Regions from separate parts of the Homo sapiens genome. Here region 1 is linked to region 2. Evidence: read pairs that join two places in POLR2A ChIA-PET (ENCODE). Cell type or tissue: A673. All regions are shown on one strand. Each heading gives the region's core, and the rest is flanking DNA. Links, peaks and the distances in the headings are about the cores only. Region 1 overlaps AGRN (agrin). Region 2 holds the start of C1QTNF12 (C1q and TNF related 12).

The links. ChIA-PET counts read pairs that join two places held together with the same protein. Peaks named below come from ENCODE experiments on the same cell type or tissue, not always from the same donor. Only the 100,000 strongest peaks of a DNase experiment are listed, where the experiment ranks them.
Region 1: POLR2A ChIA-PET joins it to region 2 with 22 read pairs; 7 of 35 experiments call an interaction of 5 or more read pairs at or near these places.

What each region holds. Positions count from the first base shown.
Region 1 is chr1:1,028,945-1,044,053 of GRCh38, forward strand. AGRN (agrin) reads left to right here. Exons shown (of 36, transcript NM_198576.4): 3 at 6,333-6,380; 4 at 11,721-11,936; 5 at 12,229-12,453; 6 at 12,534-12,758; 7 at 13,012-13,218; 8 at 14,295-14,513; 9 at 14,594-14,788; 10 at 14,879-15,079. Among named protein-coding and RNA genes, the nearest start is that of AGRN, 16 kb to the left of the region's middle. RefSeq lists enhancers at 911-1,780, 3,521-4,390, 10,602-11,280 and silencers at 3,904-4,083, 4,144-4,283, 4,264-4,384, 4,304-4,613, 11,836-12,045 and 1 more. In A673, for the core only: a CTCF peak has its summit at 11,843; a DNase peak (open chromatin) is centred at 11,877; H3K4me3 peaks cover 627 bases; H3K27ac peaks cover 483 bases.
Region 2 is chr1:1,235,294-1,250,456 of GRCh38, forward strand. C1QTNF12 (C1q and TNF related 12) reads right to left here and starts at 11,429. Exons shown (of 8, transcript NM_001014980.3): 1 at 11,221-11,429; 2 at 9,088-9,204; 3 at 8,898-8,982; 4 at 8,661-8,812; 5 at 8,151-8,259; 6 at 7,769-7,859; 7 at 7,542-7,620; 8 at 7,160-7,353. The coding sequence starts at 11,397. The coding sequence ends at 7,255. RefSeq lists enhancers at 11,372-12,153, 12,154-12,934. In A673, for the core only: no CTCF peak of the experiment used is centred there; no DNase peak of the experiment used is centred there.

The DNA.
Region 1 (15,109 bases), core at 7,027-15,026, 200 kb before region 2:
AGCCCCAGCCCCTCGTGGGCCAAGGGCGCCCACAGCCACGCCACCCTCTCCCAAGGAACCGAGCCCCAGCCCCTCGTGGGCCAAGGGCGCCCACACCCACGCCACCCTCTCCCAAGGAACCGAGCCCCAGCCCCTCGTGGGCCAAGGGCGCCCACAGCCACGCCACCCTTTCCGAAGGAACCGAGCCCCAGCCCCTCTGGGGCCTGCCAATTGCCAGAGAGCCCCAGTGCTCCACCCACTCCAGGCCCCAACCCCCACCTTCTGAGGGCAGGATAAGTACCTGCGGGTGCCCAACCAGAGTGTGCCTGTGTCCACACGGGAACATATGGGTGGGAGGTGAGGAGAACGTGCCTTCCCAGTGTATGGGTGGGGGTTGAGGGACAAAATTAATGTTGCACAAAGATATGGGGGATGCCCAATATCTATGCAGGCAGGTGGGGGGATCAGTGTCTATGCAGGCAGGTGGGGGGGACATCAGTGTCTATGCAGGCAGGTAGGGGGAGGGGGACATCCCGTGTCTATGAGGGCAGGTGGAGGGAGAGAATTGAGGCTGGGGCTGGGGTCAGCAGTGGGGCTGAATGGGGCAGAGTGGGGGTCAAGGAGCAGGGGTGGTGCTGGGCAGGCCAGGAATACCCATTGTGTGGCCGTGTGTGTGTGTGCAGTGCATGGTGCTGTGAGATCAGCATGTGTGTGTGTGTGTGCAGTGCATGGTGCTGTGAGATCAGCATGTGTGTGTGTGTGTGCAGTGCATGGTGCTGTGAGATCATGTGTGTGTGCAGTGCATGGTGCTGTGAGATCAGCGTGTGTGTGTGCAGTGCATGGTGCTGTGAGTGTGAGATCGTGTGTGTGTATGCAGTGCATGGTGCTGTGTGAGATCAGCGTGTGTGTGTGTGCAGTGCATGGTGCTGTGAGATCAGCATGTGTGTGTGCAGTGCATGGTGCTGTGAGATCAGTGTGTGTGTGTGTGCAGTGCATGGTGCTGTGTGAGATCAGCATGTGTGTGTGTGTGCAGCGCATGGTGCTGTGTGAGATCAGCATGTGTGTGTGTGTGTGCAGTGCATGGTGCTGTGAGATCAGCATGTGTGTGTGCAGTGCATGGTGCTGTGTGAGATCAGCATGTGTGTGTGTGTGCAGTGCCTGGTGCTGTGAGATCAGCATGTGTGTGTGTGTGTGCAGTGCATGGTGCTGTGAGATCAGCATGTGTGTGTGTGTGTGTGCAGTGCATGGTGCTGTGAGATCAGCATGTGTGTGTGCAGTGCATGGTGCTGTGAGATCAGCGCGTGTGTGTGTGCAGTGCATGGTGCTGTGAGATCAGCGTGTGTGTGTGTGCAGTGCATGGTGCTGTGTGAGATCAGCATGTGTGTGTGTGCAGTGCATGGTGCTGTGAGATCAGCGTGTGTGTGTGCAGCGCATGGTGCTGTGTGAGATCAGCATGTGTGTGTGTGTGTGCAGTGCATGGTGCTGTGAGATCAGCGTGTGTGTGTGTGCAGTGCATGGTGCTGTGTGAGATCAGCATGTGTGTGTGTGCAGTGCATGGTGCTGTGAGATCAGCGTGTGTGTGCAGCGCATGGTGCTGTGTGAGATCAGCGTGTGTGTGTGCAGCGCATGGTGCTGAGAGATCAGCATGTGTGTGTGCAGTGCATGGTGCTGTGAGATCAGCGTGTGTGTGTGTGCAGTGCATGGTGCTGAGTGTGAGATCAGCATGTGTGTGTGTGCAGTGCATGGTGCTGTGAGATCAGTGTGTGTGTGTGCAGTGCATGGTGCTGTGTGAGATCAGCATGTGTGTGTGTGTGTGTGCAGCGCATGGTGCTGTGAGATCAGCATGTGTGTGTGTGTGTGTGTGCAGTGCATGGTGCTGTGAGATCAGCATGTGTGTGTGCAGTGCATGGTGCTGTGAGATCAGCGTGTGTGTGTGTGCAGTGCATGGTGCTGTGTGAGATCAGCATGTGTGTGTGTGCAGTGCATGGTGCTGTGAGATCAGCGTGTGTGTGTGTGCAGTGCATGGTGCTGTGTGAGATCAGCATGTGTGTGTGTGTGCAGTGCATGGTGCTGAGTGTGAGATCAGCATGTGTGTGTGCAGTGCATGGTGCTGTGAGTGTATCAGCATGTGTGTGTGTGCAGTGCATGGTGCTGTGAGTGTGATTGTGTGTGTGTGTGTGCGGTGCATGGTGCTGTGTGAGATGTGTGTGTGTGCAGTGCATGGTGCTGTGTGAGATTGTGTGTGTGCAGTGCATGGTGCTGAGTGTGAGATCAGCATGTGTGTGTGCAGTGCATGGTGCTGTGAGTGTATCAGCATGTCTGTGTGTGTGCAGTGCATGGTGCTGAGTGTGAGATCAGCATGTGTGTGTATGTGTGTGCGGTGCATGGTGCTGTGAGTGTGAGATCAGGGACCAGGGGGCTAGTACTCTTTCCTGCACATGAGCCTGCGTGGGCTGGTCAGGGCTGAATGATTTTGTCTGAAGATCCCAAAATAGCTCATGTCGCCTGAGCTCCCTCCCTGGCTGGGCCTGGGGCCTCAATGGCCCTTTGTCTTTCTGAAGGCATCTGGGCCTCTGTGGGGGGCTCAGACACTGACTGGGGCTGGGTGGGGCCAGGCTGCCTGCCTGGTTCCCCTTCCCCTGGCCCAGCCCAAGGGGCCCTAAGCCTCATTCCAGTGTCGGCCTGGGGCAGCCAGGCCCCCCACGTGACTTTCAGCTTGTTGGGCCCCCTTTGCTGGCAGATCCCAGGGTCTCTCTGTGTGGGGGCAAACTTCCCAGGCAGTGTTTGAGGCCCCCTCTGCCAGCCCGTACCTGGGGCTCCCCCACCCCTCCCACATTGTGGTACCTGTCCTCCTCCTGCAGAGCCCGCCCAGAGATCCCATGGCTGAAGGTGGTGGCAGCAGGCGGGCTGGCGCGTGACCTGGTAGCACGGCCTGGGTTTGACCCTGGCACTGCCCCTGGGACTCAGAGCTGGGAGGTGAGAAATGGGGAATGCATGTGAACCACCTGCCTCTGCACACAGCAAGTCCTGTTCTGGGTTTTCTCATCCCTGGGTCACACCCTGCGCTGGGGAGATAAAAAGTCAGACCCTGCCCGGGGCACCCACAGTCAGCACCGCCGGAACACTGTCAGCCTGGTGTGGACAGTGCCAAGGTCCAGCAGGGTGGGGTGGTTGGGGTAGGAGCTCCCCTGAGGAGAGAGTGAGGCCAGCAGGGGTGGGTCTCCAAGTGCTTCCTTTGACAGCTGCTCTGGATGGGACGTGGCTTGGGGTGGGTGAGAACCCTTGGCTGAGTTTGGATTTTCCTGCAGGGTTTCATTGGAACACCAGGTTCCAGGGCCGTAGAGATGTGGAGGCCTCCTGTCTGGGTGATGGGGCATGGTGCTGGTCCCTGGCTGTGGGGTGGAAAGGAGTCCCAAGAGAGGGAGCTGGCAAGACAGGACCTTCCCAGCTAAGGTGGGGTTGGTGGGATTTGGCTGGGGCCCTTGGAGGAGCCTGACCAGGAGGTGAGACAGGGCACCTGGAAGGAAGGAGGCGTTGGGGAGAGTCCAGATGGAGGCCATGGGGTTGAGGGGCCCAGACACCCGGCTGGGGGACTCCAGGAAGGCAGCAGGTGTGGGCAGTGGGTCCTCTGGGGTGGACTGAGGTGAGGCCTGGGTGTGACCACGCGGTGGCACTGGTGGCTGCCGGCAGCTGTCGTCTGCAGAGTGGGTGAGACCGAGTGTGGCAGATGGCTTGGTCCGCGGTGCTGGAGGGGACTGGCGGAGCAGAAGCGCCCTGGCGCCGGGTCCTTGCTTTCCTGGAGCTGGGGCTTGGGGAATGGGGTCGGTCATTGCAGGGACAGAGGAGAGGGCAGGGTAATGGGTGCGCAGGGGTCCCTTCCAAAGGCTGCGGGTGGCCAGGGGTGTGCGGGGGCGCTGAGGTGCGGTCGCCGAGAGATTCTGGCCTCCAGGGTGGTCGGGCCTGGCATGGACTCTAGGGGATGGTGCACACACCGGACCGGACGGGCCCCTCCCTTACCCCCGGATCCCCCGGCTGGGCAGCGGCCAGGGAGAGGGGCGACCTACGGGGGCGGGTGTGGGGACGCCGGACTACGCGTCAGGAGTCCCAGATGGGCCCAGACCCCCATTCCCCGCCCCGGGCCGCAGTGACGTCAGGGCCCGGACGTTCCCGGAACGGCCTCTTGGGGGCGTTCCAGCCCCACGGACCCGCAGGGAGTCCCCGCCGCAATTTGCATGGGGCTCATTTGCATGACCCCGCCCCGCGCGGGAGTCGGGGGCGCCGGCGACTGGAGGAGCCACTGTCAATCCCCAGGGGAAAGTGGGCGAGGCGATTTCTGGGCCGCTCACCTCACTCCACCCTCCAGCTCGCGCCGCACCTGGGGCCCTCCCCCACCTACGCCCCGCCAGGGCGGGGCCGCGGGCGCAGACACTCGCGGGCACACGCACGACGACGCGCACACGCGGTCGCACGCGGCCCCCCGAGCCCCCTGCGGCGACTCCGATTCACCCCCGCGGGTGCGGGGCGCGGACCCGCCCGGCCCAGCTCCTGCTCCCCAGGCGCTTCCTCCTCCCGCGACCTGCCCCGGCCGCACCCGCCTCCGCTCCAGCACGCGACGCTGCCCGGCGCGACCCCTGCTCCCCCGGCCCAGCCCCACCGCTGCCCTCGACTCAATCCCAGTTGAACGCCCGCAGCCTCAGTCCCACCCCCGGCCCAGCCCCAGCGCCCCCAGTCCCACCCCCGGCCCCAGCTTCAGCCTCAGCGCCCCCAGGCCCAGCCCCAGTCCCACCCCCAGTCCCAACACCTTCAGGCCCACCCTCGGCCCCAGCCTCAGCCACCCCAGCCCCAGTCCCGGCCCAGCCCCAGCCCCAGCGCTCCCGGCCCCGGGCCCAGCCCCAGCCCCAGCCCCAGCCGAGCACCCCCGGCCCCGCCTGCCCGGCGTTCCCTTTTGTGCGGCGCTCTCCCGTCCGCATCCGCCCGATCCTCTGGAACTCCCCGCGGACGCCGGGGTCCCTGGAGGCGGCTTCCTTTGTCTCTGCTCCCGCCCTCCCTCCGCGGCGTCTTCGCCCCTCACTCACCTCCCCAGCCCCGCGGGGACGAGGGGAGCTGGAGGGAGCCCGGGACCCGGCGCGGCCTCCGCAGGCGGCGCTTTCTTCTCGCTCCCGACGCGGCCGCCCCTCCTGCCTGCCCGCTCCTATCGCCGCTTCCGCCTCTGCCGGGGACGGGGACAGCAGACCCTCGGCGCCCGGCCCCCGCGCACCTGCCGCGCGCACCGCCTCTCCGGCCTGCGCGGCTCCGGGGGCTCCGGGAAGACCGAGCGCTGGCGGCCAGCCCGGGGAGGCTGTGGGCAGCAGGGGTGGCTGCGGGCTCCCAGTCCCTCCTCCGCCTACCTCGGAGCCCACATTTGGGATTTCTACTCCGGGAGAATTCTGCCCTCCTCCCACGATGAGCCTGGAGGACTGGAGCCGGGACCTGGCACCCCCAGGGCTGTGACTGGGTGAACTCTGAGGGCACAGCTGCTGTCCGCCGCCCCAGGGGTCCCAGGATGGGGCGAGCAGCCCTGAAGAGGCCCAAGGGCACCCCGTGAGGAGCCCCCACGCTCTGAGAGTGGGGCGCAGAGCCGGAGCCCCGGGCCATGCCTCCGCTGCCGCTGGCGCGGGACACCCGGCAGCCGCCTGGCGCCTCCCTGCTGGTGCGAGGCTTCATGGTGCCCTGCAACGCCTGCCTGATCCTGCTGGCCACCGCCACGCTCGGCTTCGCGGTGCTGCTGTTCCTCAACAACTGTAGGTGGCCGCGGGCGGGGCGTCGCACTGGCCAAGCCCCAACCCCGAGGCCCCTGCACATAGAGGCTGGAGGCCGCGGCGGGTCCGCGGGGCTCCCGGCAGCTTCCCGGGGATGGGATGGGTCACTCTGCGGACCCCTCGGTCCCTGGAGGCCGTCCTTGGGCTCTCAGTGGGCCTGGCCCTCACCCAAAGCTGCAGAAACACTTTCTGCGGGAGCTGGGGAGGGAGGGGCAGCCGGCTACACTGAGAGCCGGCAGTTGGGGGTAGGGCAGGACCTGCGGTGGACTCTTCCAGGGAAGGGGGTCCTGCCTGCACCCCTGTGGCTGGGGCCCCATCTGACAGGGGTCAGGCCATGACTATTTGGCTGGAGGGGCAGAGAAAAGCAGGGGCCTCTGTCTCAGACCTCAGCCAGCCCATGGGGTCAGGGCTGGACCCTTCAGCAGCCTGGATCCCTGGGGCTAGCGGTGGGGGGGGGGGGGTGGGCAGGGGTGCCCCTTTCCAGGCTGGGCAAAGGGATGGGACAGGGAGGAGCCTGCTCAGAGGAGCCTAACTTGGGGATTTGTTTTCTTCCAGATAAACCCGGGACCCACTTCACTCCAGTGCCTCCGACGCCTCCTGATGGTGAGTAGGGCTGAGTTCGGGGGACCTGGATGGGCTGTGGCACTCTTGGGAGTCAGGGGCCATTTGGAGGTGTGCACCCAGACGTGTGGAGTGTGTCTGGAGTGAGGAGGAGGCTGGACAAGGGCACCTGCGTCTGTCCTGGGAGTCCGCAGCGGTGGGCCGCAGTAGGAACTCGGGGTCTAGAGGCCGCCGCCTGACGGCACTGGACCTCGGCTCTCACTTCTCTGGGCCTCAGCCCCCTCAGCCTCAAAACTGGGAACAAGTCCTGGGACCCACAGGTTGTGAGGTGATGTCAGACCTGTAGGGCAGGGCCAGAGTCCGGTCAGGGGGCTCCGCTCTATTGTCCTCCCTTCTCCCTGTTCAGCAAGGGGTGGGGCTGGACAGAGGCTGGAAGTGGACAGGAGCTTGCAGGGAAGGCTGAGCTGGGGGAGGGCCCTGACCTGATCAGTGACAGCTGTCTGGGGAGGGGCCTGGAGGGCGGCAGTCTGTCCCTGGGACTCTGCAGGCTGTCATGGGGGGACACAAGTGATGGAGGGGGCGGGCTGACCTTGTTGACCTGCTTTGTGAGGTGGGGCCTGTCCTCCCCGGGGTGCTCCTGGTGTTTGGGCCACTGTCATCGGGGTGGTGTGAGGGTGTGAGGGGAAGAGAGGAAGTGGTCAGCTTTGCAGAGGAACACAGACGGGGGGACCGGTGGCTCCCTCGCCAGGCCTGGGGTCCTTTCCAGCAGGTGGGGAAGGAGCACCTGCCCCATCACTGGGTCTCACTTGCGTTCAGTTGTGTGTGCAGGGCTGTCTGTGAGGGCTGTGCTGAGGCCTTCCTGACCAGCACATGGGGTGGGAAGGACGACCTGGGGAATCCTGAAGTGATCTGAAGACAGAGCCCTGGGCTGGATAGATCGTCTCGGCCACTTTCCAGGTCTTGGGAGTGGGGGATGATGGCTGGAGGAGGTGGCCAGGCCTTGGCAGGGGGCCCTGTGATGCCCGCCTGTGCTGAGAGGTGGGGGCAGCTTGGGATGCTCAGTGGTCTGAAAGATAGGGTGGGGTCTTCCCTCGGAGTGTGGAGTTTAGGCACCTGGGAACCGGAGCTGGATTCAGGGGTGTGAGATGGAGGCCCTCTGCTTCCTCGACCGCCTGCCAGGCTGGGGTGACCTGTAGTCAGCTGTGCTTTGCTCCTGAAGCCGCACACCAGCAAGTGGGCAGTGGTTCTCCCACACTTGGCTACTCAACTCCTGGTCCCAGGGACTCTGGCCTGGGGCAGCGCTGGGCCTGGGGTGAGGAGCTGGGCAGCGGGAATGGGGAATGGTGGCTGTGGGAACCCGTCCTACCCCTGGGCTCTAGCCCTGCAACCTGTCTGTTGGCCCCCAGCCCCTGATGGCCCTCCAACACCCGCCCCCCAACCCCACCAGGCTGTTCCTATGAGATCCCAAAGGCTCCTCAGAGCACCAGGCTTCTCTTGGACTGTGGGGAGAGGAGACCGGTCTGCGTGGCCAAGGTGATTGAGGCCTCTGAGGGGCCTCATGCCGGTGGGGTTGCTGTCCCCCTTCCTGAGACTCAGGAGCCCTGTGGGTCAGGGCAGCACAGCACCATGGGTGGTTTGTGACCTGAGGCATTTGAGGGGACACGGGTTGCAGGGGCCTGCAACAGGCTGGGAGAGCAGGTAGGTGAGCAGCTGGCTTGTCCTGGAAGACCCTCTCCCTCCTGGCAGCCCCAGGACTGGGGGCAGGAGGGTATGGACTCAGAGAAGGACCCGAGTCTTGCAGGAAGGGGCCTGAACCCTCCCAGTGGGCTGGGTCCTGGGGAGGAGACAGGTCTATGCAGGTCTATGCTGGTGGCTGGGGCCGGGCAGGGCCAGGGCAAGAACTGCGTTTCCACCACCTGTGAGCCAGAGGCCTGGAGCCAACTGGATTTAAAGAGGTGCTCAGGTGGGAGGTCCCCTCTCTTAGCATCCTCAGCCTCGTTTCCTGACACCCAGAAGGCTGGGGAGTGTCTCCTTTTCTTTACACACTGCCCCCTTCACCTGGCCACAGCCCACCCTGCCACAGAGTCACGGAGGGCTCCACACCAAGGCCATCGTGACCCACATGCCACCTAACTGTGGTCATAGTTACGGGCCAGAGCTCACAGCAGGGCTGGGGCATCCTCTCCATCCCCCAGCCTACCCAGGACCAGGAAGGGAGTTAAATATACCCGCTCCTATAAAAAGCACTGCCGCCTCCAGCGTTGCACACAGTGGGAGGACCCGTCACGCTGCGGGAGAGTGGGTGGGGAGGCCGAGTGGCCGGGGAGGGGCTCCTGCAGGAGGTGGAGCTAAGACAGGCGTGGCAGGACCCCCAAAAATGACCCATCGGGAACACAGGGCTCTCAGGGTCCTAGGTGTGTCACCTGCATCTATGAGGGGCCATGTGGGCAGGTGACCGGAGCACAGATGTGTCTGAGCCCAGTGCTGGCATTTCTAGCAGTGTGGCCTTGTCAGGTGGCCTACCTTCCTCCTGCCAGCTGGCAGGGGAGACATCTCGGGGCGTGGCTGCTGCAATGCGCTGTGCCTGGCGGGTACGTGCGTGTGTGCCATCACCACGTGCACCTGTCTTCAGGTGATCTCGTGTGGAGCCTCTATGATCCCCTAGGCCTGTGGAGACTCAGCACAGTGGTGGGAGCGGCCCCTCACCTAAGCCCGCAGTGTGAGCGGAGAATGGGGGGGTGGGGCTTCCCGGAGGCCGTGATTCCTGAGCTCACTCTTGAGGGGCAGATGTGTTTCCAGCCTGGATGGGGATAGGAGGGAGGGACCAGCACTGTGACCTTTAAACCCTGGGCTGGCCGGCAGTGTCACACCATCAAATGCTGTGAGGGAGATCCACCCCCACTCCACAGCTGGGGCCACATTCCAAGAGGAGCGGACTCTCTGAGGCCCTGGAGGCAGAGGGGAAGGGGCCAGGACCTGGCCCTGCACACCAGATGGGGATGGGGAGCCAGTGCTCAGCCTGGCTTCAAGGTCCCGCCAGGTACCCAAGGTCTCTCCACTGCCCTGCCACATTGGTCCAGCAGCTGGTCACTCAGAGCCTGTCCCTAAGGTACCTCTAGGCTCCCATCCCAGAGCTTGCTCTCCATGCCCCTGCAAGCAGTCCAGCCCCGCTCACCCTGGTGAGCTGCCATCATCACCTTCTTCCCCAAGGCTCTGTCTTGGGACGTAGCAGGACCTCGGGCTGGACTATGGAGGGAGCTGCGGGTCCTGGTGGATGAGGAGCATGCCCGCCATCCAGGAACAGTGCCCTTGGCCATGGTGTCAGGGCCTTGGGAGAGGTCTGGCTGAGCCAAGGTGACCAAAAGGGGAGAAAGGCTCAGGAGCCCTGGTGCAGGGAGGTGACTGGGTCCTTGGCCATGGGGTTGGGACCTGGGGGGAACCATTGGTCCACAGGTCCAGCCGAAGCCCAGGAGAACAGCTGGCTGGGCATCAGCAGGTGCCCGTTGGATTTGGACTGGGAGTCCCAGGGCCTTGGACAAGGCAGGGCCAAAGGGAGAGGGAGATGCTGAGGGGAGAGAGAAGGGGAACCAGAAGGGAAGTGAAAGGGCCAGGGGTGCATGTGGTTTGAGTTTGATTTGAGCCAGGACGGGGGAAGGCCAGTGGTGATGACAGCCCTCATGACTATACTTACAGTGGCAGCAGACGGGCCACATAGCGCTGTGTGCTGGGCACCCTCTAAGCTTTGCAGATACTGGCCCATTTAACCCCACAATCCTGGGAGGTAGGTCCTATTGCTCCTATTCACCGAAGGGGATACTGAGGCCCAGGCAGGTGATAACCTGCCCACATTCTCACAGTGGGTAATGCAGAGCTGAGCAGCCTGGCTGTAAGACCTGAGGTGGGAGAGTAGCAGAAGAGGGGTGGGGGCACAGCCAAGGTTTGGGGAGGAAGACAGGGATCTGGTGGGGGGAGCATGGGTAGGTTGCAGGGATGGCAGGCGGATGGCCCTCACTCAGCCTTCTGGGGTGGGGGCAGGGACACCCAGACAGACAGCGCCAGAGCCTGGGGTGGGCTGTTGCTATAGCAACAGCTGGCTCCAGCTCCCAGTGCACCCACCCTCCTTGGAGATGGGGGGGGTTCCTCCTGCCCCATTTCACGAGCCTGCTGGGAAGTGATGGGTGGTAGCCACCCCTCTGACATGACTTATTAATGATAATTGGACCCAATTAAACATTTATTAAATCCAGACAGCTGCAGCCGCTAACGGACCCTTCCCTGATCCTGGGTGGGCCATGCTGGGGGTGGGGGTGCTCAGGATGGGCTGCCGCAGGGGCTCTGGGTTTTAACGTGCCTGAGGCAGCTTTGTTGGCCACGTTGAGGTCTGGTGATGGGACGTGTGTCAGGCGCTGTGGTCTGCAGCTGTAAGAACTAAAATGAGCAACAGTTCCTGCACCTCTCCAAGAAGGAAGTTCGCTTTGACAGAGAGTGAGGGCGATGGAGGAGGCAAGAGTGAGGTGGGGGGCCGGGGGATGCCCAGGGAGGAGGGGGCGTGTGGGTGCCCCAGGGATCCCAGGGAGCGATGGGAGGCTGCAGAAGGGCACAGGCCTGCCGCGGGTGGGGGGCTGGCCAGGGAGAATAGGAGATAGTAGAGGCGGAGGCCAGGAATTTGCACTTCTCCAGGGAAGCTGGGGAAGAGTTGGGGAGAGGGAGGCAAGAAGATTCCCCACCCATCTTAGGCGCAGGGAGCGGTCAGGGAGGCGCCAGAGGTGGGCCAGAGCTGTGACCTGGCCTCACACCCCGTCCCGGTGGGGCTCTCAGGCCCCTGAGGGCCAGACGCGGGACCTGGGTGCGACCCGGGCGGGAGGCGGCAGGGCTCAGCTGTGCTGGACGCTGCAGCAGCGCGGGAAGGGGCTCCCCCGGCTCCATGGGGTGAATCGGTGAGGGGCTCCGGTGCCGATGTGGAAGGAGCTCCTGAGCAGAACTGGGGCCTGGACTGCTTGTGCCCGAGTTGGTTTCGAGGCGTCTCTGCTTTTCGCTGGAGGCCCACGAGGTGGGTGGGAAGTGGGTGCTCGCCCGTCGCAGAAACAGAGTCGGGTGCCGCCTGCGGCAGACGCCCCTCTCCGCGCCTGCAGGTGCGGGGTGGGGGAGAAAGGTCATCCCTGGAGAGGCCCGGGGCTGGCGGGAATCCTCGGCGGGCGGGGTCTGCGAGGGGCAGGGCCGGTCCTGTGAGCGCACGCACGCGTGTCCGTGTCCGTGGTGGACCCCCGATGCGGCGCGGGGGCGGGTGAATGCGCGGGCTGCGAGCACGGCAAGGTCTCTCAGGCTTGTGGACGTGGGTACGGGCGTCTCGGCACCCTGAGCTTTCTCCCCTACCCGCCCCAGCGTGCCGGGGAATGCTGTGCGGCTTCGGCGCCGTGTGCGAGCCCAACGCGGAGGGGCCGGGCCGGGCGTCCTGCGTCTGCAAGAAGAGCCCGTGCCCCAGCGTGGTGGCGCCTGTGTGTGGGTCGGACGCCTCCACCTACAGCAACGAATGCGAGCTGCAGCGGGCGCAGTGCAGCCAGCAGCGCCGCATCCGCCTGCTCAGCCGCGGGCCGTGCGGTGAGCGGGGCGGGGCCGGTGCCTGGGGCGGGGAGGGGCGGGGCCTATGAGATGGAGCGAGGCTGGGAGGGGCTTCGGGGCCAGTGGGGCGGGGGCAGGGGCGGGGCCCGGCGGGGAGGAGCGGGGCTGGGAGGGGCCTGGGGGGCGGAGCGGGGCGGGAGCGGGGGCGGGGCCTGCGGGGCCCGGCGGGGAGGAGCGGGGCTGGGAGGGGCCTGGGGGGCGGAGCGGGGCGGGAGCGGGGCGGGAGCGGGGGCGGGGGCGGCCCGTCTGACCGGCAAAGCCCCGCCCGCAGGCTCGCGGGACCCCTGCTCCAACGTGACCTGCAGCTTCGGCAGCACCTGTGCGCGCTCGGCCGACGGGCTGACGGCCTCGTGCCTGTGCCCCGCGACCTGCCGTGGCGCCCCCGAGGGGACCGTCTGCGGCAGCGACGGCGCCGACTACCCCGGCGAGTGCCAGCTCCTGCGCCGCGCCTGCGCCCGCCAGGAGAATGTCTTCAAGAAGTTCGACGGCCCTTGTGGTGAGCGCGGCGGCGGGCGCACGGCTCGAGCTCTGTGGGCGCGCGGCGACAGCGTCCTGACTCCTGCCCTCGACCCCCAGACCCCTGTCAGGGCGCCCTCCCTGACCCGAGCCGCAGCTGCCGTGTGAACCCGCGCACGCGGCGCCCTGAGATGCTCCTACGGCCCGAGAGCTGCCCTGCCCGGCAGGCGCCAGTGTGTGGGGACGACGGAGTCACCTACGAAAACGACTGTGTCATGGGCCGATCGGGGGCCGCCCGGGGTCTCCTCCTGCAGAAAGTGCGCTCCGGCCAGTGCCAGGGTCGAGGTGAGCGGCTCCCCCGGGGGAGGGCTCCGGCCAGTGCCAGGGTCGAGGTGGGCGGCTCCCCCGGGGGAGGGCTCCGGCCAGTGCCAGGGTCGAGGTGGGCGGCTCCCCCGGGGGAGGGCTGCGGCCAGTGCCAGGGTCGAGGTGGGCGGCTCCCCTCTGGGAGGGCCGCCTGCTCCCCTGCTCCCTGCACATCCCAGGGCAGGGATGGAGGGTGCTCCAGCCTCTCCGTGACTCCCTCACCCCTGCGTCCTAGACCAGTGCCCGGAGCCCTGCCGGTTCAATGCCGTGTGCCTGTCCCGCCGTGGCCGTCCCCGCTGCTCCTGCGACCGCGTCACCTGTGACGGGGCCTACAGGCCCGTGTGTGCCCAGGACGGGCGCACGTATGACAGTGATTGCTGGCGGCAGCAGGCTGAGTGCCGGCAGCAGCGTGCCATCCCCAGCAAGCACCAGGGCCCGTGTGGTGAGCGCCCCGGGGTGGAGGCCAGGCGGGGTGGGCTGCTCCTGCGTCAGTCCCTGCCTGGACATCACATGCCATCTTCATCCATCATGTTCCTCTTGGGGTCCTGGGAGTGGGCCGGTCCCTCTGGGAAGGCTCTGGGGAGGGTGGAGCCTGTGTGCGGAGGGTACCTGGATACCTGGGGGCTGGTGAGGCAGAGGCGGGGCCTTGTCCAGGCTCCCTGGTCCCTGACCTCAGCCACGCCCTCCCTGGGAGTCCTCTGGCCTGTCCGCATGTCTCCACGCTGTAAGCACAGGCTGTTGGGGTGGGCAGGCTGGACACAACACCAGGGTCCTCACTCTTGGGACATGGGCAGCCGTCGGCCGTTTTGGAGGCAGTGTCAGGACTTGAAGGGCCAGGGGGAGGCAGTGGCCGTCGTGTCCCGTCGTGTTCGTCTTGGTCAGTTCGCCCATCTTCTGGTCTTTCTCTCTGCGTCTGTCTCTTCTCTTTGGTCTCTTCTTCCCTGTCGGCTCCGCCTCTTGTGTCTTCCAGCCTGACCTGCTGGCAGGATGAGGTGCCGTGCCTGCCCTCCAGGAGCCCGCAGCCCGAGGTCTGCCCCTGGTGCGGCAGGGGGGGTGGCTTGCTGCTGCCTGGCCTTGTGGTCCTCAGAGCAAGTGGACAGACACCTCCTCCCCCGTGCAGCCCTGGGTGTGACTCTGGGGGTGCAGGCTCCTCCCACCCACAGAGAGCCCCCCCACATGCATGGGTGTCCTGGGGATGCTGGTGGTCAGGGGTCAGTGGCCTGGGCAGGCTGGGGAAGCCTGGCCCTCCCATAGCCTGCTGTGGACAATCAGGAAGCCCCAAGCTTGGGGGCAGCCTCGCCCGCAGCCACCGGGGACTCCTGGGTGTGTGTTCCGCTCGCCTCTGCCGCGTGTCTGTCCCTTTCTCTGCCGTGTCTGCTGTGCATCTGGCCCTTCTCCTGTGTTCTCTCTTCCTCCACCATCCCCTCCCTGGAAGAGGGACTGCTGCGTGGGGCTGGGGGCTTTGCCTGCAGCGGAGGGGGGGCTTGTGGGACCACTGAGCCCCTGTGTCCTTCCCAGACCAGGCCCCGTCCCCATGCCTCGGGGTGCAGTGTGCATTTGGGGCGACGTGTGCTGTGAAGAACGGGCAGGCAGCGTGTGAATGCCTGCAGGCGTGCTCGAGCCTCTACGATCCTGTGTGCGGCAGCGACGGCGTCACATACGGCAGCGCGTGCGAGCTGGAGGCCACGGCCTGTACCCTCGGGCGGGAGATCCAGGTGGCGCGCAAAGGACCCTGTGGTCAGTGGCGGGTGAGGGGTCTGGTGGGGGTCGGGGAGAGAGAGGTTCCTGGTCGCCTGGTGATGGAAGCTCCTCCCCAGACCGCTGCGGGCAGTGCCGCTTTGGAGCCCTGTGCGAGGCCGAGACCGGGCGCTGCGTGTGCCCCTCTGAATGCGTGGCTTTGGCCCAGCCCGTGTGTGGCTCCGACGGGCACACGTACCCCAGCGAGTGCATGCTGCACGTGCACGCCTGCACACACCAGATCAGCCTGCACGTGGCCTCAGCTGGACCCTGTGGTGAGTGAGGCCCTGGGGCCGGGCGGGCCAGGGTCCTGTGCCTCCCTCAGCCTGGGCCTGCCGACCCCTGCCTGGCTCTGTCTCCTGCAGAGACCTGTGGAGATGCCGTGTGTGCTTTTGGGGCTGTGTGCTCCGCAGGGCAGTGTGTGTGTCCCCGGTGTGAGCACCCCCCGCCCGGCCCCGTGTGTGGCAGCGACGGTGTCACCTACGGCAGTGCCTGCGAGCTACGGGAAGCCGCCTGCCTCCAGCAGACACAGATCGAGGAGGCCCGGGCAGGGCCGTGCGAGCAGGGTAGGCCGGGGGACGCTGGCGAAAACTGCT
Region 2 (15,163 bases), core at 2,276-10,275:
AGGTACTCGGTTCCCGGAGACCAGGGCCAAACCAGGAGGCCCTCGGGAGATGGGGGGTCACCGAATTCATTTCCATGTGGGAACTTGGGATACAAAACAGCCAACTCTTCCTCAGCCACACGGATGTTTCTCCTCTAGTGGCCCCGAGAACCTACCATGGAGGGGACAGTGTCAGGGCTGGACGGGCACGGCGCAGCCACACGCACACAGCCCCCAGGAGGCACAGGGCCGGCAGGGAATGCAGGTCAAGCCAAGAGGATGGGCTCTGGTCCCTTCAGGATCCCCCAGGAGGAGAGCACCCCCTTCTGCCCTCTTCCTGGGGACTATGGTCCTGCCTCTCTGCCCCCTGAGGCTGGCATGCAGGCACCTGACGTTGGCTCCAGCTCTCTGGGCCAGCCCTGGGTACCCGCCGGGCCTGTGGCCTGGTTGGTCACCCCCAAGATGCAAAGTGCTACCTGCATCCGGAGGCACCCCCGCCCCTGAGGCCTCCAGGTTCCCACCTGCCCACCTGTGTCTGGCTGGGATCCTGGCTGTCAAGGCTCCTGTTACGGGACTGAACTGTGCCCCCTAAAAGATATTCCAAGCCCTAACCCAGCAGCTACAAACTGACCTTGTCTGGAAGTCGGGTCTCTGCAGGTGGAATTGCGTTAAGGCAAGGTCCTGAGGTGGCCTTACTCCCACGGAACTGGTGTCCTTACCAGAAAAGACCTGGGAAAAAGCCACTGTGTGGCTAGAGACTGACACCCAGGCGATGCCTCTGCAGGCCAAGGATTGAGGACCCTCCACCCCCACCCCACCAGGCAAGGAAGGGCTCTACCCAGAGTCAGGAGCGTGGCCTCCAGGGCTGCGAGGGAAGACGCCCCGTCCAGCAGCCCCAGGATGCCAGCCCAGTTCCCTGTGCCCGGCGCTCTTCGGTGCAGACGCAGGCAGGGGCTCCTGCAACCTTGTGGCATCACAGACGCCCAGCACTGACTGGGCCCAGATCTCCTCCCCGCAGGGCTCAGCACACACCCTGTTCCCGGCAGGCCTCCATCAGTCCAGCCTGCAGCAGGGCTGCCCCCGCGGCCTGGGTCACCCCAGACTCTTCCACCCTCTCCCTGGCTGACTGTCCCAGCTCAGAGTCCTCAGGTCTAAGGGGGTCACGGCCCTCCTGTGGCCCCACCGGCCCCAGGCTCCCCAGCTGTGGCACTGTGAGACCAGCTGACGTTGCAGGAATGGAAGCCCCAGCGGCCCAGACGGCTTGGGGAGTCCTCGGGAGCAGGTGGCCAGAGACAGGTGCGTGCCAGGCCCTCCGCACCCAGAGCGGGGCCGGGAGGAGAGAGGAGGCCCCTTGTTCGCGCAAGGCCCTGCTTCCTGGGCCCACAGCAGCCTGTCAGAAGTTTCCAGCTCCTTGGACTGGCTGTGTGGGGCCTGCTCCCTGGTTTCAGGGGCCTGGGAAGGGCTTGGCGCTTTTTCCTGGTTTCCTACTCTGAGGTGAGCTGGCGTCTCCCTCTCCCACTGTGGGCTGAGGGGAAAGACCTCTGTGTCCATCCCACAGGCCTGGCCAATCTCTGGGGTCCTCAAAGAGGAGGCTTTTGAGGGGGCACAGCCCAAACCCCTGGGCCTCCCCTTGAGGTCTCCTCCCAGCCCCCACCCAGAGGACCTTCCCACAGCCTTGGGAGCTGAAACCCAGGCCACCCCATCAAGTTGGCCTCTGTGGGTGTACACACTCCTTTCCCTCAGGGCCAGGGTGGGTCCCCACCCCCAGCACTCACAGCCCCTCCTTCTCTGGCCTCCCTGCCCTCCGCACCCTCCCTGCTAGATGCTGGTGCCGCTAGCCCTGCCCTGATGGCCACACTGCACCACGCTGGCCAGGTCAGAACCACCCGAGGAGAAGAACCAAGATCTGGCCCCACCCTGTCCTCCTCGGAAGGTCTCTCTGGGGCCCACCCCCTCCTCCCTCCCCAAGGATCTGAGCCTCCCTCACCGAGGTTCCCAGTGGAGGTAGACAGTGGATGAGTGATCCCAGGAGAGCTGGCTGCAGCCAAGGGGCTGAAGGGAGGTGGAGGCGGGAGGGGCAGGAAGGAGGATCTGGAAGGCCCCAGGCGCTCCCCACCCATCCAGCCTCGGCCTCTGTCCTGGTCGCGTTGCCCAGCGAGGCCTCTCCTTGGGCTGGGGCTCGGGTACTCTGCCCTGGTCGGGGCCACAGATGCCGCAAAGTCCCCTCAACTCAGCTAGCCAGGGTGCAAGACCGCGCCCACAGCTGAGAAGCCAGGGGTTACGAGTGTGGCCCTGCCAGGACCTCCTCAGCTGCATCCTCCAGAGTAAACACAGGTGGCCGCAGATCTTCCAGGGCCGGCCGGGCAGGCAGGACAGGAGCCCAGGAGGGCCGCAGTCCAGCTCCCCTCCCCGCTGACCCAGGGCCGGACCCAGCCCGGTGACTGGAGCAGAAGGAAACCCAAGCCCCAGGCCCTCCCTCCGGTGGCATCCGAAGGTCTCAGCGGCCCCAGCCTCCCCCAGGGGCCCCGCACCCGCCACCGCCCACCTCAGACCGGAGAGAGAGTGAGGGATGGGCAGAGCCAGGCCCAAGTCCCCGCCGGGGCGACGGTCACGGTGCCTCACCCTCAACCGCCTCACCCAGACCTTCCGACCCAGGAACAGCTGAACTCAGCCTAAAAAGCACCCGTCCCGAGGGCCTGAGTCCGGCCGTGGTGCCTCCTGCTGCAGAGATGTGTTTTGCACACTCCTGTGTGGCAGGGAGAGGCCCGGGCGTGCGGGCTGGGGGCCCAAGGGGTCTGGAGACGCTTCCCTGCGGAGACGGGGTTTGCCCAGCCCCCACCTGTCACGCTTCTCGTCACCCCCAAGTGAGGGCCGTGGGCGCGGGCGGGGTGGGCAGGAGGCCCTGCTGGGCTGGGTCACACGCATGACACCTGGCTGTCGCAACACAGATATCATCACGCCCGGGCACCCGTGAGTCACTGGCCCAGAGCAGGGGCTGCCCCCAGCCTCCCAAACAAAGACCCTTTGTCCCCAGGCCTCTGGTGCCAGGCCCACCTGTACAGCAGTCAGATGCGCAGGCGGACAGACACGCCGGTGGCTCGGCAGGCACAGGCAGGGCCAGGGCGTGTTCCCGCAACCAGACACGCTGCCATTCCTGGGTCAGGGTCAGGCTGAGGGAGACCCCTGGGGGACAGGCCCTGAGGTCACCATAGCTCAGAGTGACCTGAACTGGGAGTCCAAGCACAGACTGGCCAAGCCCAGCCCGTGAGCGACGGCCCCAGGACGCGGCGCCGAGCTCTGCCCCCAGCTCCAGCTCCCAGCGGCGTCGGAGCACAGCAGATCCCAGGGCAGCGCTCTGCAGGCAGGAAAGAGCTTCCCCTTGGGACAGCGCGCTGAGCAGCCCCCAGCTGAGGGTGGGAGCCCCGTCCCTGGACCCCTTCACGCAGTTCAGGGAGCCCCACATGCCGAAGCAGCCGTCACAGCTCCATGGGCCCCTCTGCTGTCCCTGGCAGGACCGAAGCTATGTGGCCTCCCGGACGCCAGGGACCCCGGCCACGCCCGCTCCAGGCACTGAGTGGCCAGCCAAGCGCTCGGGCCCGGGGTCCTGGACGGCTGTTCTGGGTTTGTTCTCAAGGGGGCCGTGCTGCTGGCTCTGTAGAGAGTCCCAGTCCCAGGGCAGAGACCCACACAGATGTGCAGACACGTGGGCACACACGCACCAGTCGCAGGGACACACAACTGTCAACCCGGGGTCAACACGGGGCACCTGGGTACATAGATTTTTACAAAGCAGGGCAGGCAGGTCTGTTTGGACCCTACACAGCCCCTACATGCCCCCAGGCCATTCTTGTTCCAAGGCCCAGATGACAGTGGTCACCAGGTGTGGTGTGGTCTGGGGTCTGGGACAGGCCCCAGGAACGCCCTGGGCTTACTCCAGAGAGGCTGGCAGGCAGTCCGAGGGGCCTTTGGAGCAGACACCCTCCCAGCTGCAGGGCGGCAGGGGCGGCAGGGGTGACAGAGGCGGGGAGAAGGATGCGAAGACAAGATGCCAAAGCTGGGCCTCCAGCGCCTGCCTGTCCTGGCTGCAGCCCCAGGGTCCACACCCAGGCGCCCCCAGGGGCCAGGCCAGGGCAGCCGCATCTCCTACGTACCCCAACAGTGGGGCCCTTGAGGCACCGGGGACGGATGGGCAATGGTGTCCACACCTGACAGGCGGGGCCGGAGCGGGGCCCAGCCTCCTCCTCACAGCCAGGAGCCCCCAGCCCTGCCTCCCCTGGCTCCTGCTGCCCCCTCAGGGTGGCTGCCGCACCTGGCCCCAAGAGGACTTCCTGGCTGCCCTGAGCTCCCGTCCGCATTTCTGTCCATTCAAGACCAGGACAGCACCAGGGCTGGGAATACTGGCTCCGACCCAGCCGAGGCAGCCCCGGGGCAGGGTGGGTCAGGCAGGTCCAGCGCTGGGACTCTAGGGAAGGGCTGGTCCTGTGAGCAGACGAGCTGGAGGGTTGGTGGGGGGAGTGTCCCCGCACCGGGCATGGCCCCTCCCAGGATGGCAGGGAGCCCACGGCAGGAGTGTCCGATGCCCCCAGCCCCGGCCAGGCAGCAGGGTCGGCCTGCGGTTCTGGGAAGTCAGCCCTGGTGGAGGTCACGGAGAAGCCGGCAGCTCCCTGCCGCTCAGGGCATGGGGTCAAGGGTCAGGGGTCAGGGGTCGGGTTGAGGCCGTCCGGCACGTAGCCGGCTGCTCTGGCTTTGCTCCTGCCAGGGTCCACGAAGCTGCCAGACGCTTGGGACACTCAATACCCCAGCTCCCAAACCGGGGGGCACAGGCCTGAAGAGATCCGTTTCCCTGGGCTCCCCAGGTCCCCCAGCCAGCCCAGACCCCAAGCAACAGCAGCTCTGGCTGGCCTGCACCTGCCCCGGGGACCCCACGCTCCGGCTGGGTGAGTGACAGGCATCTCCCACCCTCGTCAAGAGTCCAGGGTCCCTTCTATGGCAAACATTGCAGTGTGGGTCCAGCCCAGGAGGTGAGGCTGAGAGAGAATGAAGGGGTGCAGCTGGGCTGGGCCAGAGGATGGAGCCTTGGCTGGGTGGGCTGGGAGCCTGGACCCTCCTGTGAGGCCGCCCACCCCACCCCGACCTGTCCATTCCTTTGCTCCTGGGTGCCCAGAGGGGGCTAGAGATGGCACATTCCAGGGGAATTGCGGCTAAGTGGCTGATCACCTCCCACTGGGGCAGAAACCAGGAGGCAGAGGCCAGGGAGGTGGTGCCAGCACCAGGACATCCCCACGCCCCCCATTCACCCTGGCCCCAGCCCCCCCCATTCACCCTGGCCCCCATGCCAGCCCCCAGCCACCCCCGACCAGCCCCCATCCCCCACCTCATTCACCCCGGCCGTGGTCCCTGCCCCAGCCCCCGCCGCCCCCATTCACCCGGGCCCTGGCCCCCAACTCATTCAGCCCCGGCCCCCCGCCCCACCACTCCACGTCTCTTTGTCTCTCATCACCATCTTGCTCTACGCGGCCCTGGGTCCCATTTCTGGCATGTCCATCTGTCATCACAGCTCCTACCTCCGGGACTGGGTAGGGTGGGGGACTGGCTGCTGCTGAAGAACCTAGAGGGCCCCCATTCCCGGATGGTGAGGCCCCAGGCGGTGTTCAGAAAGGCCTGGCTGGGTGCTGCCTGATCCTGGGTGCCTGCCCCCAGCCCGTTCTTGCCCAGGGTTGGCCCGTCAGTTTGGGGAGGAGCCACTGAAAACTGGAAGCAAACAGGGGAGTCCGCAGCCCAGGGCTCACGCCAACCAGGAAGGTGCAGGCCACGCTCCTGCCTCTGCCTCCTCAGGGCCCCCACACTGCTGTCCCCGCTGACCCAGCTCCAGGAGGGCCCGGCACAACCTTGGTTCCCCCTGTACAGATGCACAGCTGCCCGACTCTCTGGAAGGGAGCACTCTTGAGTGCTGTGGCCAAGCAGGGCAGGGGCTGCAGAAGGGAGACCCCCCGTTCCAGATCCAGGCCCCAGGGGGCAGGCCGTGCCCACAGAAGGGGTGCTGAGGGCAGAGAGGAGCCCCTAAGCCGGGGCCACAGCCTTGGCAAGTGAAGCAGAGGCCCCTCCAGACAGCCCCAGCCCCTGACGCCACTCTGGGGGGCCCAGGGAGAGAGGTGGGGACGGGTCACCACCCAAGCCCACCTCGTGCCGATTGGCGCCTGCCCACACACCTCGTCGCAGGGCTGGGCTGTCCCGCCTCACTGCCCAGCAAGCCTTGGGGAGGGCCCCTTCTGTGCCAGCCCCGGCAGCTCCAGGTCCCAGGGGAGGGGTAACAGCCGTGGGCTCTGGCCTCTTCCAACCTCCCCAACCCCACCAGCGACTAAGGGCTCTGGATGCCAACCAGAGATGGCATCTCCGCAGCTCAGCAGAGGCCTGGACGTCCTGAGGCCAGTTTACACTCTTTGGTGTGGGTTTGCCAGAGCCAAAATGGGGTGGGGGTGGGGCCCAAATCCACAGGACCTGCCAGGGAGCAGCAGCATGATGGTCACATATGGGGCCCACCCCACCCTCCATGGGGCAGTTCTGGCCCCTAAGGCCCCCGAGAGGCCCTGGTCATTAGAGTGCGGCCATACCGAGAGCAGGCGAGGAGAAGCCTGCTGGTTCCAGCCCTGCTCCACCTGGGTGCCCCGGGCACGGCACGGTCTGGGCGCACCTGAGCCCGCAGGGGTGCCTTTCAGCTCCACACGCCTGCGGCGGCCAGCACATGCAAGCACGCGGTCCCGTGTGTGGCATGCACGTCCTCTTGCCCTGCACAGAGCCCCCCACAGGACGCAGGCCTCCCGAGGGCCCAGAACAGTGCTGCTCTCCAACCTCTGGGGCTTCCAGTGCCCCACGGCCTGCTGCTCCCCCAAGGCTGGACAGGCCGTGGGCAGAGCTGAGTGGGGCCGGCACGGACAGTGGTCCTTGTCCTCAGGGTCGACGTGGCCCCTGCAGGGGCTACCAGGGCAGCGCCCAGCCTCTTGCCATCACCATAATCCCGGGCCAGGTAAGTCGGCCCCGAGGGAGGCTCTACGGCCCATACCCCAAGCTACCGGGCTCCCCTGTGAACAGCACCCTTCTGCCCCCACCCATCTCCCGCCGACCTCGGCAGCCTGGCTTCCACCCCCAGTGAAACATCCAGGCAGCACTCGAAGGCAGTGGGGAGGGTGGAGGGCTCTTTATTGTGGTGACCACGGGCATCAGTAGGAGGGTCCCCGGGATCCGGCGGCAGCTCCTCGCCAGCCCCCCTGGGCGCCCTCACGTGCCCAGGAGCAGCCCGGAGAAGCTGGAGCCCGCCTGGATGGTGAGGACGGCCCCGGAGCCATTGTCCACAAACACAGAAGCGTACTGTCCAGCCTGTAAGAAGCACGGGGACGTCACAACCGCAGCCACAGCCCAGCCACTCGGTGGCCAACGTCTGCCCACCTGCCCTGCGCTAGGAGGTGCCGAGGCCCCAGAGGTCTGCGCCCTGAGTGCACCGAGCTCACACCCGGCCCAGCCCGAGTGCACCCGAGCCCTCCCGCTCACACCCGGCCCGGACTCACCTGCAGCTGCAGCAGCCCCTGCACCTGTAGCGTGAAGACCCTGCTGTTGCTCTCCAGGCCTGAGACGGCCTCCAGGCACCTGAACACAGCCCCACAGGGCAAGAGGGAGGCGTTGCAGGTCCAGGGGGCCAAGACCTGCTCCAGTGCCCAGAGACCCCTGTGGCCTGTGAGCCCCTCCAAGGGTGGTCCGGGGGCTGCCGCCTGGAGCGGGGGCTGAGGTCACTCACGTGTGGCGCTGGCACAGGGACTCAATACAGATGAGAACACACACCACGTCCCGGGCCCGCAGCCGGGCCTTGCCCTGCAGCTCACTGTGGTCTGCGGAGAGAGCCCTGGGGAGGGTGGTGCATGGGGGGCGGGGTGGGGGCTGGTGGGGAGGGGCTTCAGGGCACACATCCCAGGACAGGCCCAGGAGTGGCTGCTGGGGCTGGGGAGGGGGCGCCTGAGGCCAGGCGTGCAGCAGGGACCCCATGCCCAGTCCAAGGCCCCCCATGGGGCAGGGGATAGGTCCCTAACAGGACCCGCACCCGGGGCCGGCGATGCCAGGCGCCCCCAGAAAGCTCAGCCCCAGCCCCGTCACAGCACACGGCACTGCCCCATCCGGCTCACCCACGTGCAGACTGGCAGAGAACTGGAAGATGCCGGACACGGGGGCCGTGAACCGACCCGAGGCCAGGCTCAGACCGGAGCCTCGCAGGAAGGCACCTTGGGCAGCAGGCTGTGAGGGGCAGTGGGTGAGCGGCCAGCGCAGGGCCTGGCCCCCACCCCACAGACCCCGCCTGGGGAAGGTGCCTGCAACCGACAGCCCCTCACTCGGAGCAGCTCTCCCGGGACCCTCACGCTCACTGTGGGCACCAGCAGGACTGACCCTCGAGTCCACACCCAGGAGGGTCTCCCTGCCTCCCGGCTACCGGGGACCCACGCTCCGTCTGGGCATAAAGTGTGATCTGGGCCCCCAGGGCCTCCCAACCCTGACCCGAGGCAGCCCCTCGCCCTCCGAGCCCCGCCCCCAGCCCCCAACCCACATGCTGCCCCATGAGTGTCAGGCGGTGTGTGTGGTCCCGTCTTGCCTGTGGGGCCCCACCCAACACCCCGCTCTAAGCTCCCGGCTCCACTCACAGCCTGGAAACCATGCAGCTCCACCAGCGTCCGCTTGTCCACCCGGCGGGGACCCTGCAGCCGGCAGTGAAAGGCCTCGCCCACCAGCCGCAGGCCCGCCCCCTGGGGCAGCAGCGGGTCCAGAAGCCCTGAGAACCGGCGCTCCGTGGCCTCTGTGGGGAGGAGGGCACAGGCGGCCAGCAGGGTCAGCACAGGGCCCAGGCACGTCTGGTCTCTGGGCAGTGCAGGGCGGCTGACCTTTCAGCAGCTCCTGAAACTCGTGAAGCAGAGTCTCCGCGGTCACTTCTGCACCTGGAGGTCCTGGGGGACCGAAGAGATCCCGCTGGGGGGAGAGAGAAGCAGGTGAGGGGCCCAGTGGGACCCGGTGGGAGCTACCACCACACCCTGTCCGGGGCTCAGACCCTGCAGCAGCCCGGGCGGGGCTCACCGGCTTCTTGTCCCTGCTTCCGCACCGCTTCCTTAAGGCGCCGTCGTCCGGCCGCCGGACAAAGTTCAGCCATGTCATGTGGGCGTCGGAGAACTCAGGTCCTGAGGCCTGGGATGGCTGAAGGGACGGGACGGGGCTAGCGCACTGAGGCTGCACCCTGCAGAGAGCTGGGACCCCAGGGCAGCGGGGAGCACTCAGGGCAGAACCAGGGAAGGCATCGCCGGCCAGGAGAAGGACCCACGGCCGCCCTTGGGGGAGTCAGAACCCTGACGTCCCAATGCCACCAGCAGGGCAGGCATGCGGGGCTTCTGTGGACACAGCCAGAGCCTGATGCCCTGAGCCCCTCACTCCTCCCCCACTCCTCCCCCTCCTCCCCCCACTCCTCATCCCACTCCTTCCCCCACTCATCTCCCTCCTCCCCCACTCCTCATCCCACTCCTTCCCCCACTCATCTCCCTCCTCCCCCCACTCCTCATCCCACTCCTTCCCCCACTCATCTCCCTCCTCTCCCCTCCTTTCCCACCTCCCCCTCCTCCTCCTCTTCCCCCTCTTCCCCCCACTCCTCCCCATTCCTCTCCCCTCCTCCCCCACTCCTTCCCCCACTCATCTCCCTCCTCCCCCACTCCTCTGCCCTCCTCTCCCACTCCTCCCCCTCCTCCCCCCACTCCTCATCCCCCTCCTCCCCCACTCCCCCCTCCTCCCCCTACTCCTCATCCCACTCCTTCCCCCCACTCCTCATCCCACTCCTTCCCCCACTCATCTCCCTCCTCCCCCACTCCCCCTCCTCCCCCACTTTTCACCCTCCTCCCCCCACTCTTCCCCCTCCTCCCCGCACTCTTCTCCCCTCCTCCCCCACACCTCTCCCCTCCTCCCCCCACCCTACCCTCTCCTCCCCCCATTCCTCCCCCACTCCTCAGGCATCCGCTATCCGCTTGCTGTCCTGTTGACCACCACCGCAATGTGCTGAAGGGACCCGGCGCCCTGGAGGGGCCTGTACCTCAGCCTATCTGGGGGCTGAGAGCCAGAGGCAACAGAGAGCAGGCTGCAGGAGAACCGCCCAACCCTGGAAGCCTGGAGGGCCAGCCTGAGCACACACCTCACAGCCCTCCAGCCGGCACCCTTTGAGGGAGGCCCGCCACCCTGCAGGGTCTCTGGAGGAGTGGCCCTGGGCAGTGGGGTGCCCCCTCCCTTCCAGGGGGACTGGCCCGGACTGCTGAAGACCCCCCCACTGCCCCGCCCCTGCCAGCACTGCCAGCCTGGCCCTAGCGCCGGGAACCAGCCCACTCTTCCTGAGCTGGCAGAGCCGCGGCCTCAACCCTCCTCAGCCTTCCCATCTGGGAAACGGGACCTCGGGCTCCAGCGGGGCCGCGTGGGCTGAGAGGCAGCCGGGCTGGCTGCAGCAGAGACGCCCTCGGGAGGAGGGAGACCAGCATCAAAGGTGTGAGGGCCGGGGATGGGGGCTGCTCTGGCAACTGCGGCTCCCCTCCCAGTCCTGGGGCCCACGACGGCGGCAGCAAGACCTGCCCTCCAAGACCCCTGGAGAGACCCTGAGCAGGAGAGAGGAAGCCCAGGGTTGAGGTGGGCTTGGGGCCTTCTGTCTTTGTGAGGACGCCCGGCCTGACTGGGGCCCCAGGACTTAACCCGCAAGAGGGGGTGCTAGCTACACAGGACCCCCAGAAAGCACAAGGGACAGGCTCGCCATGGCGTCTCCAGCCGCAGGAGTCATGGGGCGCTGGACTCCCAAGGGGTCTGGTGAACCATCCAGCAAGCAGCCGGAACCACCCCACCCCCGCCCCCAAATCAGCAATTAACCTAATAGCAACAGGTTCCTCAGAGCGCGGCAGGCCCACGCTTCAAAGGGTTAACTGCGGCCCCCAACCGCGGGAAGCCCCCTTCACCCACCCACCCCAGGCCAGCTGGGGGCCAGGTCTCCGCTGCAGAGGAGGAGAGGGCTTCCCAGAGGCCGGCCTGGCTGGGCTGCAGCAGATTCTCAAGGCGGGACCGTGGCCGAGGCCTCGAAAAGGGCGACCCGGAGGCAGAGCCGGCAGGGACAGAGCCTGCTGGGGGAGGACGCCCCAGAGCCCCAGCTCCGAAGCTGCCCCGCGAGGGCCCACGTGCGTCCCGGCCGCGTACCTTGGGGGCCTCGGGCAGCCCCTCGCGGGAGGACGCGCTGGCGGTGGCGTTGGGGGGATCTGCGCGCTGGCCAGGCTGCTGCGTCCTCTGTGCCTCCCGCCGGGCCCCGACGCCCCCGAGGAGCACGAGCTGCGGCCCGAGGAGGACCACGACCGCGGCCCAGGCCCAGCGCCGCATGGCTCCGTCCCGAGGCGGCTCAGCGCGGCGAGTCTCGGCGCCAGGGCGCAGTCATGGGGACGGCCGGCGCTCAGAGCCCCCGCGCGGGGGCGAGGCCCAGGGGCGCGCCCGGCCTCCGCCGCTGCATGTCTGCGCGGACCTGCCCGGAACGGCGGCGCGACGGCGCTCAGGTCCCCCCGGGGTCCCGCTCCAGCCCCCGCTCCCAGCCCCCGTCCTCTCTGGCCTCCTCACTCCGCCGCCCAGTAAATCCTCCCCTCGCCTCCTCCTCCCCAGACCTCGCAGGCTCCAGGGTGGGGGCTCACACTCGGACGATCAGCCAGCCGCCCGGGCGCCCCGACGGCCAGGGACGGAGACGGGGCGGAGACCCCCACTGACCCCGGCCGCTGCTTCTTGCCTCCCGTCCCCAGACCCCACCCTGCCCCCATTGCTTCCCCAAAGGTCCACCTCATTCTGGGAACCGTGAAGACAGCAGCCTACCTCCTCGCCCTCCCTGCCAGCTGAACTCAACCTGGCTCCCCTCACAGCAGCCTCTGCAGCCAGCCACCGGAGGGCAGCTACCAGCCAGCCAAAGCCCCAGCCCCTTCCCACGACCTCCTCACCCAGGCTCCCCCGGGTGCCCCGCCCTGACTCACGGCCCCGGCCCAGGGTCCTGGGGGTGCTGGCCGGCCTCGCTGGGGCCCCACTCGGGGGAAAGGTGAGGCCAGATCATGGCGACAGGCCCCTTGGGCTCAGTGGCTGGAGGAATGGGGTGGCCAGGTGGGGCTGGAAGACCCTCCAGCCGCTGGTCCTGGCCGAGGCTAACAGTGGCCCAAGGTCAACATGCCGGCCCTGATGGACAGCTCGGAACACTCCAGACCCTCCCCTCTTGCCAGACACGAAGGTAGCCACGCCGAGACCCCAGCGTCAACCCCAGCCCCAGGCCACATCCACAGGCAGAGCCACGGGAGACCAGGCTGGGATGGGGATGACGCTTGGGAACCCACCAGGGACCCCGGCTGCCCCCTCGCCCTCCGGGCTCTCAGGCACTGACTGGCATCTCCAGAGAGCACTGTGGAAGCCTCCCGGCCCCGTGTCCGCTCGTGAAGGTGGTGGAGGACCCTGGGGACACGGCACAGCGCCCACACAGTACCAGCCCTGCTGGACCCCCGCAGGTGAGCCCTGGATGTGGCCTGCATCTAGCATGGGTCGGGAAAGGCAGCCCCAACACCCCTCAATCCAGGCTTGGGGCAAAGGGAGGGGTGGGCAGGTGCCCTGGCCAAGGAGACCCCCCGCCCAGGGCTACCAGACCCCTCCTCACAGGCAGGGCATCCAAATTTTCTCTGTCACCCACTGGCAATGAGCTCCCCTGTGACTCTAGACAGAACAGGCTGGATCTCCAACTCTGACCTACAGGCAGGAAAGTGGGCAGCCCTGGGAGGCTGGACTGAGGGAGGCTGGACTTCCCACTCAGGCCTACACGCAGGAAAATGGGCAGCCCTGGGAGGCTGGACCGAGGGAGGCTGGGCCTCCCACTCCACCCTACAGGCCAGGACACGGGCAGCCCTGGGAGGCTAGACCGAGGGAGGCTGGGCCTCCCATCTACCCTACAGGCCGGGACACAGGCAGCCCTGGGAGGCTGTACCGAGGGAGGCTGGGCCTCCCCCTCTGCCCTACAGGCAGGAAAACGGGCAGCCCTGGGAGGCTGGACCAAGGGAGGCTGGACTTCCCACTCTACCCTACAGGCAGGAAAACAGGCAGCCCTGGGAGGCTGGACCGAGGGAGGCTGGGCCTCCCACTCTGCCCTATAGGCCGGGACACAGGCAGCCCTGGGAGGCTAGACCGAGGGAGGCTGGGCCTCCCACTCTGCCCTACAGGCAGGAAAACGGGCAGCCCTGGGAGGCTGGACCAAGGGAGGCTGGACTTCCCAATCTACCCTACAGGCAGGAAAACAGGCAGCCCTGGGAGGCTGGACCGAGGGAGGCTGGGCCTCCCACTCTGCCCTACAGGCCGGGACACAGGCAGCCCTGGGAGGCTGGAGCAAGGGAGGCTGGGCCTCCCACTCCGCCCTACAGGCCGGGACACGGGCAGCCCTGGGAGGCTAGACCGAGGGAGGCTGGGCCTCCCACTCTGCCCTACAGGCAGGAAAACGGGCAGCCCTGGGAGGCTGGACCGAGGGAGGCTGGACTTCCCACTCTACCCTACAGGCAGGAAAACGGGCAGCCCTGGGAGGCTGGAGCGAGGGAGGCTGGGCCTCCCACTCCGCCCTACAGGCCGGGACACGGGCAGCCCTGGGAGGCTGGAGCGAGGGAGGCTGGGCCTCCCACTCCGCCCTACAGGCCGGGACACGGGCAGCCCTGGGAGGCTGGAGCGAGGGAGGCTGGGCCTCCCACTCCGCCCTACAGGCCGGGACACGGGCAGCCCTGGGAGGCTGGACCGAGGGAGGCTGGGCCTCCCACTCCGCCCTACAGGCCGGGACACGGGCAGCCCTGGGAGGCTGGACCGAGGGAGGCTGGGCCTCCCACTCCGCCCTACAGGCCGGGACACGGGCAGCCCTGGGAGGCTGGACCGAGGGAGGCTGGGCCTCCCACTCCGCCCTACAGGCCGGGACACGGGCAGCCCTGGGAGGCTGGACCGAGGGAGGCTGGGCCTCCCACTCCGCCCTACAGGCCGGGACACGGGCAGCCCTGGGAGGCTGGACCGAGGGAGGCTGGGCCTCCCACTCCGCCCTACAGGCCGGGACACGGGCAGCCCTGGGAGGCTGGACCGAGGGAGGCTGGGCCTCCCACTCCGCCCTACAGGCCGGGACACGGGCAGCCCTGGGAGGCTGGACCGAGGGAGGCTGGGCCTCCCACTCCGCCCTACAGGCCGGGACACGGGCAGCCCTGGGAGGCTGGACCGAGGGAGGCTGGGCCTCCCACTCCGCCCTACAGGCCGGGACACGGGCAGCCCTGGGAGGCTAGACCGAGGGAGGCTGGGCCTCCCCCTCTGCCCTACAGGCAGGAAAACGGGCAGCCCTGGTGTAGAGGGCAGCCCTACAGGGTTTGTGGGTTTTTCTCCCCGTGTGCGGAGATGAGAGATCGTAGAAATAAAGATACAACACAAAGAAATAAAAAAGACAGCTGGGCCCGGGGGACCACTACCACCAAGATGTGGAGACCGGTAGTGGCCCCGAATGCCAGGCTGCGCTGTTATTTATTGGATACAAGACAAAGGGGCAGGATAAGGAGCGTGAGCCATCTCCAGTGATAGGTAAAGTCACGTGGGTCACGTGTCCACTGGACGGGGGCCCTTCCCTGTTTGGCAGCCAAGGCAGGGGCCAGGGAGAGAGAGAGACAGCTTACGCCATTATTTCTGCTTATCAGAGACTTTTAGTACTTTCACTAATTTTGCTACTGTTATCTAAAAGGCAAAGCCAGGTGTACAGGATGGAACGTGAAGGCGGACTAGGAGTGTGACCGCTGAAGCACAGCATCATAGGGAGACGGTTAGGCCTTCGGATAACTGTGGGTGGGCCTGACCCTCCACAAGAGGTGGAGGAGTAGAGTCTTCTCTAAACTCCCCCGGGGAAAGGGAGACTCCCCTTCCCAGTCTGCTAAGTAGCGGGTGTTTTCCCTTGACACTGACGCTACCGCTAGACCACGGTCTGCTTAGGTCACGGGTGCCTTCCCAGGCGCTGGCGTTACTGCTAGACCAAGGAGCCCTCTGGTGGCCCTGTCCGGGCGTAACGGAAGGCTCGCACTCTTGTCTTCTGGTCACTTCTCACCATGTCCCCTCAGCTCCTATCTCG